Linked DNA regions of Mus musculus: region 1 is linked to region 2. Evidence: chromatin loops called from intact Hi-C (ENCODE). Cell type or tissue: heart. All regions are shown on one strand. Region 1 overlaps Nfatc2 (nuclear factor of activated T cells, cytoplasmic, calcineurin dependent 2). Region 2 overlaps Nfatc2 (nuclear factor of activated T cells, cytoplasmic, calcineurin dependent 2).

Region 1 (8,000 bases), 59 kb before region 2:
TAGCCTATTTAATTTATTTCTGTGACAGGGTATCACATAGCTCAGGCTGGCCTGGAACTAGACAGCTTCCTGCCACTGCATCCTCAGAGTTGGGGTCACAGGCCTGTGCCACCCCTGCTTTATTTTATTTCTGTGATGTGTTCCTCATGGTTAGATTAGGGCTAGAGATGTTCGGAAGATCACAGCATGTGGGGCCATTCCCTTCTCCTGTCCTGCTGTCAGCCTGATTCACAGCTGTTGACCTGACCTTTCCCTCAGGGGACGTGAGTTTCTTCTCCCTGGCAACCCTCTTCCAAGTTGTGTTCTTAGGAAAGTCACCAGGTGAGACCCTTGCTCAGGTGCGGCTAGTGACGCTCTGGGAATCTGTTGGGGAAGCGTGGGTGTTGTCAAGCTGCTCAGAAGGGACTTCAGAGCCCTGGGAGGCAGATGTGACGTGCTTCAGCTCTGGAGGTCACCCTTCTCTGTGTCTTCATGGCAGGACTCCCCGAGAGCGGATCTGATCTTTATCTTGGTACTAGGCCTTCGTCTGGGATGATAGCATCCTGGTGATGAGCCTTAAATTAGCTGGGCAGGAGCCTGGCACAAATCCACAGCAGAAAAAGGGTCAACAGTGAGACAGATGCTATATGAAAAGTAGTAAAGGCACAAAGGGAAGTTTGGGGAGGCCTGACCAGCAGCCGTGGGTACACCTCTCACGCCTGCAGGCAGCTTCTGCATTTGACTCCTGGTTTACAGAGGAGAACTTAAAGGCACATGCGCTCTCTCTCTCTCTCTCTCTCTCTCATGTGTGTGTGTGTGTTTAAAGTTTTTATAAAAGGCAGAGCTGAAGTCAGAGCCCAGGCTTTGAACCACTATGGGAGGCCTCTGGCTCCTCCCCTGGATAGGATGGGAGACACTTGGTCCATGGGGCTATGGCAAGCATGGAACTGAAGACAGGGGTGGTGGGCTAGGGCAAGTCATTTGACATGTAAATGGCTGGAGTGAGTTAAGCCACTGAACTCAACCCCTGTGGGCTTTGCCTAGCATTTATTAAACCCGTGCTTTCACAGCCAGCGTGAACCAGGCACTCATCCAGCCGATTTCCTAATCACCTACCATGTCCGAGCCTGAGGATACCAGGACGAAAAGACCCAGCTCTGCACACGCTGAACTGTCTCGCCCCTTCTCAGGCCTCTCTTTTGGTTTTTCTTTTTTTTGTTTGTTTGTTTTTGTTTTTCGAGACAGGGTTTCTCTGAGTAGCTCTGGCTGTCCTGGAACTCACTTTGTAGACCAGGCTGGCCTCGAACTCAGAAATTCGCCTGCCTCTGCCTCCCAAGTGCTGGGATTAAAGGCGTGCGCCACCACGCCCGGCTCTCAGGCCTCTCTTGACTTGTCTTTTTCGGGTGCACTGGCTGGTACCTCAAGTAGAAGATTACATAAAAATGAACATGGTAGCCATCTTCGCCTTTTTTTTAGAATAATATTTTTTTAAATTAATTTATTTTTTACACTCCATATTTTATTCCCCTTCTCCGGATTCACCCTCCGACTACTCCATATCCCATACCTCCTCCCCGCCCCCCAGAATAATATTTTATTTTTAACTGTGTGTTTGTGTATGTAACCGTGTATGGGCATGTGCGCCGTGAGCATGCGGGTGTCTGCAGAGGTCAGAAGAGGGCATCGGGGCCTCTGGAGCTAGAGGTGGAGTTGGCTGTGAGCCACCCAGTGTAGATGCCGAGCACTGGGCTCTGGTCCTCCGTAAGAACGACCTTGGGTTTGACCTTGGCAGGAGGACCTTGGCTGCTGGTGTAGGATGAATGCATGTGTTATGCTCTGAAGGTATTTATTCCTGTTTCCCTGGGAGTTTACTAGAAACAGGACCCGGTTGGCATAAAAGTGTCTTTTAAGTGCCTATGACAAAAATATAATCTTATTCTTAGACCGGTTGCACATTGGTTGATACAGGCCATCTGATCATAAGCATGTGAGTGTATACTGTAGGTAAGCCCACTGTTCCCAGTATAAACACTACTCGGCCACTATGTGCATTTTCCTGTGGTGCTGCTGTTTGATTGTATACTAAGGGCCTTCCCAGCAGTATTCCTGAGTGATACTTATCTGTGACATTCTCATGTGTGCAGCGGCCTTAGGTTTCTCTTCTCTCTATGCCGAGGGACTTGTGGGAGTCATATCTCTCCTTCCATCATGTGGGTGCTGGGTACTGAACCCAGGCGGTCAGGTTTGTTGGCAAGCTCCCCCACCCCCACCCCCCACCCCCCGCCATTCCCCCCATAGCCACCTCACCACCTCTATTTATGCTGTTTCTACAGGAGTCAGTTTGGGTAAATTGTATCTAAGAAATGATCCAACCCTGTTTCCACGTTTGTTTGCCTGGAGATGTTTCAAGAGCAAACTCTCGCTTCTCTGCTAGTGGTTGAGGTATCCACGGTTATCCTGTGTAGAGAGGAGGGTTAGGGCACTAGGGTCCTGGTGGCTGCTGATCCCACCCTGGAGGGGCGATGTGCTGCTGTTGGTGGCCCCTTCTGTTAAGGTTCTTTTGGGCACGCTCAGGGTTCCATGGTCTCTTCCTCCTCCCAACTTGGAATTCTCTGGTCACCTCCAGAAGTATCATTTCACTTGGATGCTGTGCTGGGGACAGACAGGTGGCAGTGCTTACAACCAGTTTACCTCAGTGGGTCTGACCTTTGTGAGGTCAAACAAATGCCCTATGAGCATGGCTTGCTGCTTTTCAGAGTCTCTTTCTGTGGTCCTTACGCTGCTGGGCTCACACTGTTTGAAAAGCTGATGAAAAATCACAGATCACTGCGCGCGCACACACACACACACACACACACACACACACACACACACACACGTACGTACATATGCATGAACTGGCTGTTTGAGCACACGTATGTCATGAGCACAGAGTATTCATACAAGCATACACCATCCACCTGTGGCCCCCAGGGCGCAGCCTCTCCCCACTCCCACTGCCTTGGGCTTTTCCCACCTTTTTTTTTTTTTTTGGTTTTTTGAGACAGGGTTTCTCTGTGCAGCCCTGGCTGTCCTGGAACTCACTCTGTAGACCAGGCTGGCCTCGAACTCAGAAATCCGCCTGCCTCTGCCTCCCGAGTGCTGGGATTAAAGGCGTGCGCCACCACACCCGGCTCTTCCCACCATTTCTCGAGGGAGCCCCTGATGTCACCTGCCCATCCATCCGAGTGAGGATACCTGCTCTCAACCCATCTGCGGGCACAATGAAAACCTCATCCTTCCTGCAAACACATGGCATGCTGGTTTGGTGCCAGGCCCAGGGGCGGGGAGATGAATGAGACCAGCTGCCTGCTTTTGCCTGGATAACCTGGAACTGGCATGGGACACAGCCTGGTCAACAAATGGGGACAAATGAGGTGCTGTGATATAGTAACTGGCTTTTTTTGGTGCTGCTAAAAATAGGCCTGTATACTAAGTGAGCTGGCTTGCTGGACACACGTGACTTTCAGAGATGCTGCCCTTTGTGTGGAGTTAAGGGCAGGCCTTAATGAACCTGCTTTGGACAAACACGGTCCTCAGGTGCCCCAGGGGAGGTGAGAAGATCCCTGACCACAGAGGAAGTGGGGCTGGAGTGTCGTTCCCCACCCCCACCCCACCCCCACCCCCATACTCCCCTTCCATCATTCTAGCTTGGAAAGCTCACTGTCCCTTATCATTAATTTCTGACGGGGAACAGCAGCACACAGAGCCTGAGAGCAGCACTCCCATTGGCTCCTGGGCTCTTTAGCCCAGAAGGCGGGGAGCTAAGGACAAGAAAAGTAGCCTCATGCATTGGCAATGCAAGGCCTGTCTGGAGCAGGGGTGCTTGGGATCTGAGGCTCTGTGTGCATTCAGCCCAACAGCACACGACCAGCCTGTCCCCAGAGCATCCCGTAGCTGCAGCCTCCAGTAGGCATCCGACGGGCCCGCCCATGCATGGCAGCTCCTGTGTGTGACCAGGTGGGATGGGAGGGCCCAGATGTCTGAACTTACAGCAAAATAGAATTAGAAAAAGTATAGGATGGAAGGGGGGTATTGGCTCTTCTTCACTTTATGCTTTTCATTTCTTCTTTCTCTCTTCCTCCCCCTCCTTTTCCCCTCCCCCTCTTCTTCCTCCCCCCCTTCCTCTCTCAGCTCATGTAACCAGCTCCTCTTGACCTCAGACTTTCTCTGTAGCCAAGGGTGACCTTGAATGCTCCTGTCTCCACTTCCCAAGTGCTGGGATTACAGGCCACTACACCCAGTTTATGAAGCACCAGGGATGGAAGCCCCCGGTATCCATGCAAGCTAGGCCAGCACTCTGTGGAGAGCAGCCACATCCCCCAGCCTCTGTTTTTGCTTCTTTCTCTGTCACATGTGCTTCTTGGTTGGGGGGGGGGTGGTGGCGGTGGCACCCGAGCCCTTCTTCCCTCCCACTGGGCAAGTCAGAACACCATATATAAACCCCAAAGGCCCTGGCTTGACTTGTTGGCTATCTGGGAACCTGGGCTGAGCAGAAATTTGAGGCCTGCAGCAAGCTGACCAGTGCTCGCTCGCAGGTCAGATGATGCAAAGATGCTATAGGGTCTCTTAGTGGGCTGCTGGAGGCCACATGACTTTGGTTCTTGGCTCATGTTTCTTATCTGTGCTGTGGCTGGTGAAGACAATAGTCCCATTAGGGCATAAGTGAGAGTTTGGTGAGATGTGGGATTCCTGCCCCAGTGGCCTGAGCTTTGTTACTGTGGATGGTGATGGGTGGGCCCTGGGTAGGCTGTTCTAAGTATCCTGACTCCTGGGGGGAAAAGAGCCCCTTCCTTAGGCTGTGGTGTGCCTTTAACCAGAAGAGCAGGTGAGCCCTGAGGGGTGTGGTGTCTACTGACTGTCAGGCTCTACCTGGTGCCTGAGCAAGTCAGCAAACACAGAAGCCTGTCTGGTTCTAACTCAAAAACCCCTGTCGGCTCTGCTCAGCCCTGGAGTACTGCTCTGCCCGGAACCCAGCGGCTGCAAGTGCTTCCTTCGTTGGCTGGAAAGTTCTGGAGGCTGCTTTCTGGGTGATGCAGGCAGCTCCCAGGTGTGTGCTGAGCCAGAAAGGAGCAGCCTTGAAAACTCAGCTCCATGATGGGTGGGTGCCCTGTGGCTTTCCCCCAGGGGCGACTTCCTCCCTCCCTAGCACAGGAAGTAGCCTCAGGCTCCCAGAGAGCTGTGGCCAGCTCACTTCCCTAGCTGCTGCACCCTTTGAGCTGAGGTTTTGATGACAGTTTCCAAACTGAGTTAGGGCATCAGGCTTGCCTGGAGACTGGGCTGTGCTGGGATGGTCCAGGCTTTGTGGTCCTCTAGCGGGAGTACAGGGGAGCTGCCTTTGACCTTCCCTCTGACCTTTTGTTACTAAATTTCCCCCAGAGTGCAACAGTAAGGGGCAGTGGTAGAATGGGCATCTTATGCACATCTCCATCCCATTGTAATTCATGGAATTGTGTAGTTAATAGATCCGGTGTTAAAGATATGGATATCTGCAGAGGTGGTACACACCTTTAATCCCAGCCCTCAGGAGGCAGAGACAGGAGGATCTCTAGGCCAGCTCGGTCTAGAAAGCAAGTTGCAGGACAGTCAGGGCTGCACAGAGAAACCCTGTTTTGAAAAACCAAAACTAAAACCAACCAACCAACCAAAAAAACCAAACCAAACCAAACCAAACCAAAAAACAAACCCCAAATATATGGACACGTGAGAAAAATCAATACGGCTGCTCTTGGGGACTTGGACTCTGGCGGCCACCCCCCCCCCCCCAAATATCGAAACCCTCAAGCAGAGAGTATAATTCACCCCCCCTGGCTTTAGTAATGAGTTAAAAAAATGTCTTCAGAGTCAGAGAGATGGTGTAGTGGGGAAAGGCATGCTCTGAACAAGCCTGGCGACCTGAGTTCCATCCCCAGGACCCACGTGAGCAAAGGAAAGGACTGACCGCCACACGTTGTCCTCTGACCGCCACACGTTGTCCTCTGACCACCACGTGCACATCAGAGCACACGCCGATAATAAACGGAAATTTAAAAACTAAAAATGTACCAGCACAATGGCTCGGTTTGTAAAGGTGCTTGCTACCACAAGGGACAAGCTGAGTTGGTCCCAGAAGGTGGAAGGAGAAAGCGTCAGCTGCAGGTTGTCCTTTGACCTCCCACGTGTGCTCTAGCACATGTATGCATGCACATAAACACACAAGTGGAAAATGATGGAAACATTTTGTTTTAAAGGAAATTCTTTCAAATGGGTAAAACGATGTTCCCAGGGCTCAGCACAGTTTTGGCGTTGTTTGAAATAGGGCCTTGTGTAGCACAGGCTGGCCCTCAAACTTGTCGGGGATTACTTCTGACCCTCTTGTCTTGATCTCCCAAATATTGGGATTATGGGAATGGCCCTCCACAACCAGTGTTGTTTACTTTTTTGTTGCTGTGATAAAACACTGACCAAAACCAACCTGGCAAAGAAGGGACTTGTTAGACCTGCATGCCCCGATCGTAGTTCATCACTGAGGGAAGTCAGGGCAGAGAGCTCCAGCAGAGTCCAGCAAACCCCTAGGCTCTGCCCAGCTTCACTTCCCCAGTGCTAGGATTATGAGAGGGTTTTGTCACCATGCCTGGCTTTTTTTTATGTGGGTACTGGGCTCAGCTCTGTAAGCACTTTACCAACTGAGCCGTCTCCACATGCCCTGGCGCTTACTCCTAAAACCCTGGGCCCTGGACCTTTAATGTGTTCTCTTGCTCCCTTTTAGCAGGCTGAGCTGGAGGCAGAGTGTGGGGGGAGCCTCTTTTCCTGAGCTGGCACTGGGGCCCAGCCTTCTAATGTAAGGATTTAGAAAAGGGCCTGTTTTAAGTTAATAAAGTACGTTTCTCCTAGCAAGCCCTTCCCTGTGAATTTTAATTGAGCTATGCCTGAACGAGCTTTCAGAAGGCCAGAAAGTGGACTGCAATGCATGGGGATTTGTCAAGGCCTTATCAAAACAGACCTGCTGGGGTGTGCCTGCCGAAGGGGGCTGCTCAGTGAGGGAAACCCTTTAAGCCTGAAAGGTTTGCAGCTATCGTCTTAAAGGCTGAGGGAAGGGGCTGTTTGCCTGCCTAATCCTCAGAAGGTGGGCTGCAGGTTTGAAATCCATGGTGGGTGATGTCACCTCTGCTGGGTGGATTGGGAGGAATGTCTTAATGACCAGGTGTGTGTGTGGGGGGGGGGGCACTGATTAAAGGTGCCCACCTCTGGAAACATGACACTCATGTTATATGGGGGTTGGGGGTGGAGAGGGGTATACATGGTATTTGGTCTGAGTCCCTAGTTTAGGGTTTCATGGCACCATGGTCACCAAGGGGAAGGTTTGCTTGTAGGGGTCTGGCTTCTGAGGGAGTGCGAATGGGCGGAGGGGCTCGGCTCTCAGAGGAGGCTACAGAGGAGTGTCTAACTTCATCTCTTCCCGCCAGGCTGCCCTGGGCTGGGTGGGCTGTGTCGTGGCCAGTCCTGCTTCTGTGGGAGAGTTATCTGACGTTTATTTTCGGTGAATACTTCTGACCAGATCGTCCCTTCTCCTTTTGCTAAGGAAGCTCTCCTGCCAGATCTCCAGATCTCACGCTTGTTCTCCAGGAACCGTAGGTCGTCTTTAAAAGTGGAGGGAGGGAGGGTGGCCGAGGAAAGGAAACAGAAGGTTCATTCACAGGAAGCAGCACCCCTCCCCCACGTCTGAAAAAGAAACCCACGAAGCCGCACCTAGGAGAATCCTAGGATTGACACTGAGCGCATCCCTGCCTGTGTGACCCTGTTTATGTGAAATCCAAGGCCAGCCAAGCCCAGTCTAGGGCAAGAGAGTTCAGAGGGTTTAGTTATTTGCTGGGTACCAGGGAAAGAAGCCCCCAGGTCATACAGCCTTGGGCGTGTGCGCATGTGTATGCGCATGCCCATGTGCGTGAGCAAAAAGCATGAGGTGGCTGTTATAACTGTGTGACGCCACGTCAGTGATGTCT
Region 2 (8,000 bases):
TAATAGCATGACTGTGGTCACAGCTGTAGCCCTCTCTCCCACTATGATGGTGCAGGGTGGACAGGTCACCTGTGACAGTCCCTGTAGCACTACAGAGCGGACTTGCCCTGCCCCTGGCTGTTAGCACATCACAGGGAGCCTATAGCCTGGGAAGCTGCAGGTGCGTGTGGGCCTTAAGCAAACACGAGGTGCCCCAGGGGAGCACAATGGCCCACACACCCTACCACTCAGGAGGAGCCAGGCTACCGTAAGTCAGGGGAGGAGAGCGCAGACTGGCAAAAGTTGCCAAGAGAACTGCTCTGAAGCTACCCAGGTAGCTTCCTGCTGGTGGACGTTCCCCTCCCCCCTAGCTGGCCCTTTCCCCATCCAGCCACCTGGGAAGAGGCAGGCAGAACTGCCCTTGATGGAGCGCACACAGTATGTCCATGGGCTTGCACGTACCAGCCCCTCACTGGCCTCATCACCCTGTGGGTCCCTTGCCTTCTCATCCAGAAATATTGGGATATATTTGCTGAGCACTGACATGCACCAGTGACTCAGGCAGGCCTGATCCTCAGAGTCCACCCCCTCCAAGGCTGGGGTTCGGAAAGACTGGCTGCTTAGTGCAGCCCTGGCTTACATAAGGAAGGGGCCAAAGGCTCAGCTCTCTCTGTCTCGGCAACCTGGACCCTTCGCTGATCATGGAACCCGTCGGTGAGGTTCATGCGGCCTCTAGGGAGAGTCTTGTTAAATAAAGATGGTTGAGAATGCCCAGGGCATTGGAGGGAGAAAATCAAGGAAGGCCAGGCCAGGAAAGAAAGAGAAAGAGAAAAAGAAAAAGAAAGAGAAAGAGAAAGAGAAAGAGAAAGAGAAAGAAAAAAGAGTATAGTCTGGACCTGGTGCCGCGTGGACGAGATGCCAGGGATAGGAAGCTGAAGCCTCCAAGACCATGTGGTGACATCGACTCCCTAGTGGGCACATGGACAGTCCCCACTATAGGAGAACCTCCAGTGAGTGGTCACAGCGAACCTGGGGCTGGATAGCTCCTTTAGGCCCAGCTTGGATCTTCTGTGACAGACTGCCATTCCAAGTCAGGACCCTGGGGTCCTGTAGTCAGAGGAGGCCAGTGATCACCACTAAGGAGACAGAAAGCACCTCTGACCTGTGATGGGTAACAGCTTCCCACAGGACCCTTATCCCGGTGGCTGAGTCCTTGACTCTGGGTCCATATCCTTTTCATCTGCCCCGTTGCCCACGAGCTTTCAAGTGTGTCCCTTGATGCAACGTCCTCGACTCTGGAGCGGGAGTAATTCCTGTTCTTTGGGCTCATGACATTTAGCAATAAAAGTAAATGCAGCTAACATGTGTAGGACCATTGGCTGAGACCCAGTGCTGGATACCCAGGAGCTAGACTTGGAGTTGGGTCAGCATACTGCATCATCCTCATGATGCTGACATAGGGCCTTGGCCCCTTAGTGCTCGGTGCATCACACAATAACACACACACTCATGACCTGCCAGGACCCAAGGTCCCCCTGTGGTAGTAATTGTCCCACACTGACAGAACCCTGGCTCTGCAGAGACACCTTCCAGCCAGCCTCCCCTGTGTCCCTCCAGAGGCTCCCAGGCAGAGTATAGTCTTGGCCACTCAGCCCTGTAGGCGTGGGCAAGGACCCGTGAGGTTTCCCTCAAAGTCTCTGAGGTGCTTGCTGCTTGGCTGCAGGTCAGCGCTGGCACTGGGAAAAGTGAGTCGCCACTCCCGGCGGACTCAGAGCTTGTAAAACTATGGGACCCTGAGACAATTTATGAGGTGCCAGAAACCGGGCAGGAGCAGCATCGAGAGGCTTGGGGCCACCTGGAAGCTTAAGTCGGAGCCTGGGTCTGGTGTGTCGCCAAGCTGGAGCCCACTCCAAAGGATGGATTTGAACCCAGGCAGGGTTTGCTTGGAGAACTGTAGATAGGAAGGTTTGGACGGCCTGGAATCTTTGAGTAGCTGATGGGAGCTTTGGGGACTTATGGGAGCTGTGGGAGAAAGCCCAGGAAAGCCAGGGACTTCCTGAGAGCCCTCTGAGGGCCTACATGCTGCCCCAATTAGCAGTAGCAGCTGGTAGAAGTTGCATCAGGCAGAACTGTGGGTCCCGGGAGGGGGGGATGCGGGCGGGGGGGGTTGCTCTAGCTGCCACTCACCTCTGTTCAGTTCCTCTCTCCGAGGCTAATTGGATCGCTTTGCTTCGCTAAGGGGTTCTCCAAGGACTGGGGTGCTGTCTAGGAGGATTTTTCCCTGCCTCAGGTGGCCTCTGCCATGTGGAACTGAGCCCTGAACCGTGTGTGATAAGCCACACGGGAGGAAGGGTAGAGTGTCCACCTCTGGCCTCTGCCTACAGCACGCAGATACAGGGGCCCCAGGGAGTGGCCGGGTTTCTCTGGACTATTACTAAGCAGTGCCTCAGCCTGATGCCACTGCAGATTCTGAGACGCAGCAAACCTGCCTTCTGGCTCGGGAGCCACTGACAAACCTCAGAGGCCGTTGGTAGACCAGGCAGGCCACATTGGTGTAATAGGAAGCGGCACCCTGAGCCTGTGTTGAGCTCAGCCCTGAACATTCCTGCATGCTGAGCATGCATTGGGCATTGTTTCCCACCCCCTACAGGGACTCACTGTGCCAAATAGTGGACGGTAGTGCACACTACAGCTCACTGAGAGGTTATCATTTACTGCCACAGGCTACACGTTTTCGAGCACACTAAATTTGCCTTTTTGTGCCTGATTCCTTTTATATAGAATGAGATTGTCAAGGTGTCAGCACTTTGCTCCTTTTTCCTGGCTCAATAATATTCCGAATGGACATACCACCCTTTGTACACTCATGTATCCGCCCTGGACATTTTGATTGAGATGAGGTAGTTTGCCAGCTGTGTTCTAACCATGTCTACTGTGAACATATGGTCTGTATAAAGCTTACCTGGGTAGCAGGCACTGTTACCATGGCACAGAGGAGACTCTCAGATGCAGGACTCCTGTCCACCACAGCAATGATGCCAAATATTATGCTGACTGTGGCCATCCGGGACCATTAGGATTGTTTACTAAATAATGGCAGCTGGGGTCCTACCGTCAGATCCTTTAAGTCAAAATCTCTACAACTGTTACTCTTAGCTAGGAGTGACCTTGTGTTCCTCCTTCTCCAGGAGACTGCAGCCCTGTCTGTGTGCATTTTGAGACGTCGCAGCTGGTAGGCAGAGTACTGCTGGCATCCAGTGGGAAGACAGGAGAGATTTGGGGTGCCCTGGAATACTAAAGTAGCACGTGACATGACCCCAAAGTAAAGAACGGTTCAGCCCTGAGGCAGGAGACATGGATGGAGGCTGAGAGTCTACATCTTAGAAGTCCAATGGGGTGTCGGGCTGGGGCTGGGGAGGAGCCAGACACTGGTGAGATCCCATTCAGAAGGCTTGGCCACACCTCGTGTGTGACACAGAGGCTTCTAGGAAGCTGGCTTGCTCTCCTTACACTTTTATTAAAGACTCCATCCCCTTTGGGGAAGAAAGGTAACAGGCAGTTGTACCCAGGTTGCTGGGAGAGGAGGCTGCCCCAGATCCATGCATTCGGTGCATTTGCGCAGTGCTTTGTGATTCACAGCAGGCTCCCACCCCTCAGAGAGCTAGCCGGGCCTGGCCCCGCCCTGCCGCCCCACCCCCACCCCCGGCTGGCTACAAGCCCTTGGCTGGTCTCCCCAGTAGCCATGACTCAGGTTTTCCACCTGTAAAATGGGAGGGGTGGCATCTCCAGCGCCAGCAGCCCCTAGCCCTCCACCCCGGCTTCATCAAAGGCGATTCTGAAAAGCCGGGTCTGTAGCTGCTGTTTTCACTGCTAGTAAAATTGCCTTAGCAGTGGTTCAATTAGAAAGCCAAGGGGCTCCCACGCTGAAAAGACAGGCTTAATGATGTGCTCATGTGGGAGGAATTAGCAGTTTTATCCCTGGCCCCTCTGCGCATCCTGGAGCCCACAGGTGGTGGGATGTGCTGTTGGCTCTGAGCAGACAACATCAGGACCGTGGGGCTGGGCAACCCACTGTGGAAGCCTAAGGAGTCCCTAAGTGCACCTGCTGACCAGCCCTGGGGACAGAGGAAGAGGGTGATGTCTGTCCGACATGGAAGGAAAGGGTTAAGTTTGGGCCTCACGCGGCCGCTGCGCTGCTCAGGCTCCCGGCTGGCTCCCAGCTCCCGGATGGGGAGGTCCAGGGGCCCTGGCATGGAAAGACCTGGCCCTCTGCCCAGCCCTCAGCTCTTAGAAGAGCCAGGAGCTCAAGCTGACTCACCAGGAAGGCGGGGCTGAGGAGGGAGGGAGGAGCCTAAGGGGAGTGGGAGGGGCCTGGCTGCCGCTAGCCTTCCTCTGTGGCTGTTGACCCACCTGCTTCTATTCGTTGTCTTCTGCCGCCTGACTTCCACATAGGGCTGAGGGGGTGACTCTGGGTGCTGGGGCCTGCTTCCGAGGGTTCCCATTTCAACAAGTCGGGGACCTGTAGATCGGCTGTTCTTGAAAGTATTGAGTCCCGCCCAGCTTTCATTCATTGTGGATAAAGACAGCAGAGATAAGAAAGCCCAGTCTTGCCACACTCGGCCACTTCTAGGACCTCTCTCCTGGGGTTGAGGATAGCTCGTCTGCCTAGCTTGTCTCAAAGTGAGCCTTTCTCCAGAGAAGGGCTAAGCAGGAGGGAAGATGGGAGAAAGTGGGGTGGGGGCACCCAGGGAACCTCCCAAAGGAGGCCAGGTTAAATAGGACCTTGGGTGGTGAGGGAGGGGCCACTCACATAGGGTGGAGGGCAGAGCCTAGGGTTACTCAGAAGCTCAAAGGTAGTAGTTTGCCTAAGAGGTAGCAAGGCCTAGTGCTTGGGGGTACAGTGCTTACCCAGCCTGCCTGAGGACCTAGGTTCCACCCTCAGGCAGATATACAATGGGTACACACACACACTATCTATCTATCTATCTATCTATCTATCTATCTATCTATCTATCTGAGAGGAGAAGACAGGGAGAGAGAGAATATTTAGACGTTCTAGAAATTAGCAGGAACATAGTGAGAATGAAGTCGTGGGGAGTATACAGCTTATGGTCAGAATCACCCACAGACTTGTGCTAGGTGTGCCCTTAGCTCACGTGGGGCTGTGAGAGTCTGGGTTGAAGAGTGTAAGAAGAAGCAATGTGACAGTGGAGACCTTCATGAGGGGGTCAACTCGTCCCTGCACAAAGGAGAATGAAGACCCAGTCCGTCCTGTTTCTGCTCCTCCTGGATTCTTTTTTTTTTCCTGACAAATGATTTATTAATGAAGTTTATTAACTCTTAATTTCCTGCAGAGAAACTTCCATATGTACAAATCAGCATCAAGTCTCCAGCAAGACCTTTGCTTACAGGACTACGCCCTCAGCTCCACAGAACAAGCACTGGTCCTGGTCACCAAGGAAAAACAAGTCTTGAAAAAAACAAAAACCCCAACGCTCTTGAACCTGGCTTCTTTATACCACCCGAGGAAAATCCTTTTATTCTACATTCTCTTTCCTCTTGGCCAGCTTCTAAAATGGCACTGGGGAAAAAGATGAAAAAAACCGTTGCTTATAGGGACGATGTTTCCAAAGAGAAACTGGAAATTAGTCTCTTCTTAAATAGAAAATAGTTTTAGCCTAAAAGATACTAGCATTAAGTAACATAAGAAAAACTTCAACTTCCAAAATTCAAAATGTAGACAATGCAAGCCTAACAAGGGTTGAGAGTGAGAAGCACACAGGAAAATCTGTAGCAAACTCAGATTTCTGGATTTTAACTTCCTCCGGGTGTGATGGTATCTGATAGCCACCAAAGCAAACTGGCTTTTCCAAGGATGTGATGTTTGGAGATGCCCACTTGGGTCTCCATTCCTACCTCTCTGCTGCAGCTCTGGGTTTCTCTGGTTCATGCTGTCTCTCTTCCTTTTGCCTTCAGCTCAGCGCTCTGCCCACGAGCTGCCCATGGTGGAGAGACAAGACATGGACAGCTGCCTGGTCTACGGGGGCCAGCAGATGATCCTCACGGGCCAGAACTTCACAGCGGAGTCCAAGGTTGTGTTCATGGAGAAGACTACAGGTCAGTGGCTTCCTCACTTTCTCTCCGTTCTCTGAGCTAGACAGAAGTGAACACCGCACCACACTCCAGCCTACTGGGTAACTTCCCGCTCTTCTGGCTCACCCCACGGTGACCCGCAGCCACGTAGATCACTGTTGATGAGGGTGACATACTCAGATTGGTCCTTGGACGTTTCCATGGAGACGAAGCTTGTCCTCCTTCATCAACCTTGTCTTGATAATTTGTTTTTCTTCACGCAGGAAAACATTTAAAAAAAAAAACTTTTCCTATTATTAAAAGGAGAAACTGGGTGTTTTGCAGCTCAGAGGCAGGCACTCCGGTGTCAAGAATATTCTGAAGTGGATACTTTGTCACTGAGGCTTGCTGCATAGGAAAAGAAGTGGGAAGAGGCTAAGCTGGGCTGTGGGTCCCCTTTTAGAAACGTGAGTGTCGGGTCTGATGAGCTGTGGACATCCTTAGATAAGCCAGGATCTCATCTTTCAGAGGCAAGATATCTAGGAGCGGGCAGCAGAGAGAATCTAGCTAAGTGCAGAGGTCTCTATTAGAATCTTGTAGCTAGATGACTCACAGTATGGCCTCCAGTGGGGACAGGGAGAGCAGCAGGCAGGTGCTGGGAAGTCCCATTGCTGTCACAGCAGCAGGGAGACTGCAGAACACATTCTGTGAGAAGCCTGAGGTCTGAGCTATGGGTGTGGGCATCCGAGGGATCTGTGTCCCCGGGGATGGGGTGACAGTGGGCACAGGAGACACACTGGGGTGGGGTGACAGTAGGCACAGGAGACACACTGGGGCAGGAACTGAAAGTAAAATTGACAACATAGTCTGTCCCCACATGGGAGGGGCTTATGGTCATGTTCTTTCTGAGACACAGTTGACACCATTGCTGCCTAAGAGTGGTGGGTGGGCCTTCTGTGAGGGGAACATGTTCCCGCATCCCTGACTCTTCTGCCTGGAGAACTTGTGCTGAGCAGGGAACAGGCAGGAGGCAGGGGCTGAGCCACTACCCGCCGGACTCTGTCGGATAAATCTCTCTGCTTACAAGGAGACATTTTTGTGTCTGCGTGTTCAACTGCACTTTCTCACTGCACAAACGTTTGTGTGGATGCTTCATGGTTCCCCAGAACCTGGCTGTCAGCGGTTGTGGTGCATCCCACTGTAGGGCGCTGCAGTGCTAACGTTATTAAGCTGGTTCGTTTCTGTTGAGACTGTGTCATCCAGCTAGAGACACATTTCTGTTTGGTCTGGGCATGCATGTTAGTCCCATTTCCCACTGCCGTGATGGATATCTTAACAGAAACAACCGAGGAAGGCCTCACTTTGGCTCCCGATTCAAGGGTCTCCAGCCTGTCACAAGGCAGCAGGCCACACTGCATCTGAAATCAAGAGGCAGAGAGCCCAGAAGGCTAGCGTTCAGCTCTGTTTTTTTAAAAATTTGGTCAGGCAGTTAGGGTGAGTCTTCCTACCTCAGCCAACCTCGTCTAGATCACTTCTCACGGGCACACCCAGAGACTCGTCTCTTAGTTGATTCTAGATCTCGTCAAGTTGATACTATTAACCATCACCACATGGTGAAGAGATGGGCACCTCCTTGGCGGATGCTTGAGCCTGTGATTAACACGGAGTGTGGATGTACAGGGTACAGTGCCTTCTCCAGGACGAGGACACTGTCCTCAGGCATGTCCAGACAGACATGACTTTAAAGCATCAAACTAATGAGATAAACACGTTTGTCACTCATGGCCAAGGTGACAGGGTATTGACAGGAAGGAATGTCTAAGAAAGATGGGAGGGCGGAACCTACTGAGGCCCTCCTGCTGGGGGCTGCTAGCCAGCTCTGGGTATCTTGGTCAGTAGCTTTGATGAACTGCTTGTTGAATGAGCGAGTGCTGTTGGTTACTGTGCAG

What was found. Peaks named below come from ENCODE experiments on the same cell type or tissue, not always from the same donor. Only the 100,000 strongest peaks of a DNase experiment are listed, where the experiment ranks them.
Region 1: a loop joins it to region 2, with 2.1 times the contacts of the local background. A loop is called at or near these places in 4 of 42 quality-filtered maps.

Annotation. Positions count from the first base shown.
Region 1 is chr2:168,580,411-168,588,410 of GRCm38, reverse strand. All of the region lies in intron 1 of Nfatc2 (nuclear factor of activated T cells, cytoplasmic, calcineurin dependent 2), which reads left to right. Among named protein-coding and RNA genes, the nearest start is that of Nfatc2, 6.0 kb to the left of the region's middle. In heart, no CTCF peak of the experiment used is centred here; DNase peaks (open chromatin) are centred at 1,730, 3,350, 3,780, 5,190 and 2 weaker places; H3K4me3 peaks cover 496 bases; H3K27ac peaks cover 6,270 bases.
Region 2 is chr2:168,521,334-168,529,333 of GRCm38, reverse strand. Nfatc2 (nuclear factor of activated T cells, cytoplasmic, calcineurin dependent 2) reads left to right here. Exons shown (of 11, transcript NM_001136073.2): 6 at 5,956-6,096. Among named protein-coding and RNA genes, the nearest start is that of Nfatc2, 65 kb to the left of the region's middle. In heart, no CTCF peak of the experiment used is centred here; DNase peaks (open chromatin) are centred at 2,353, 3,723 and 4,243; H3K4me3 peaks cover 1,646 bases; H3K27ac peaks cover 1,698 bases; H3K27me3 peaks cover 584 bases.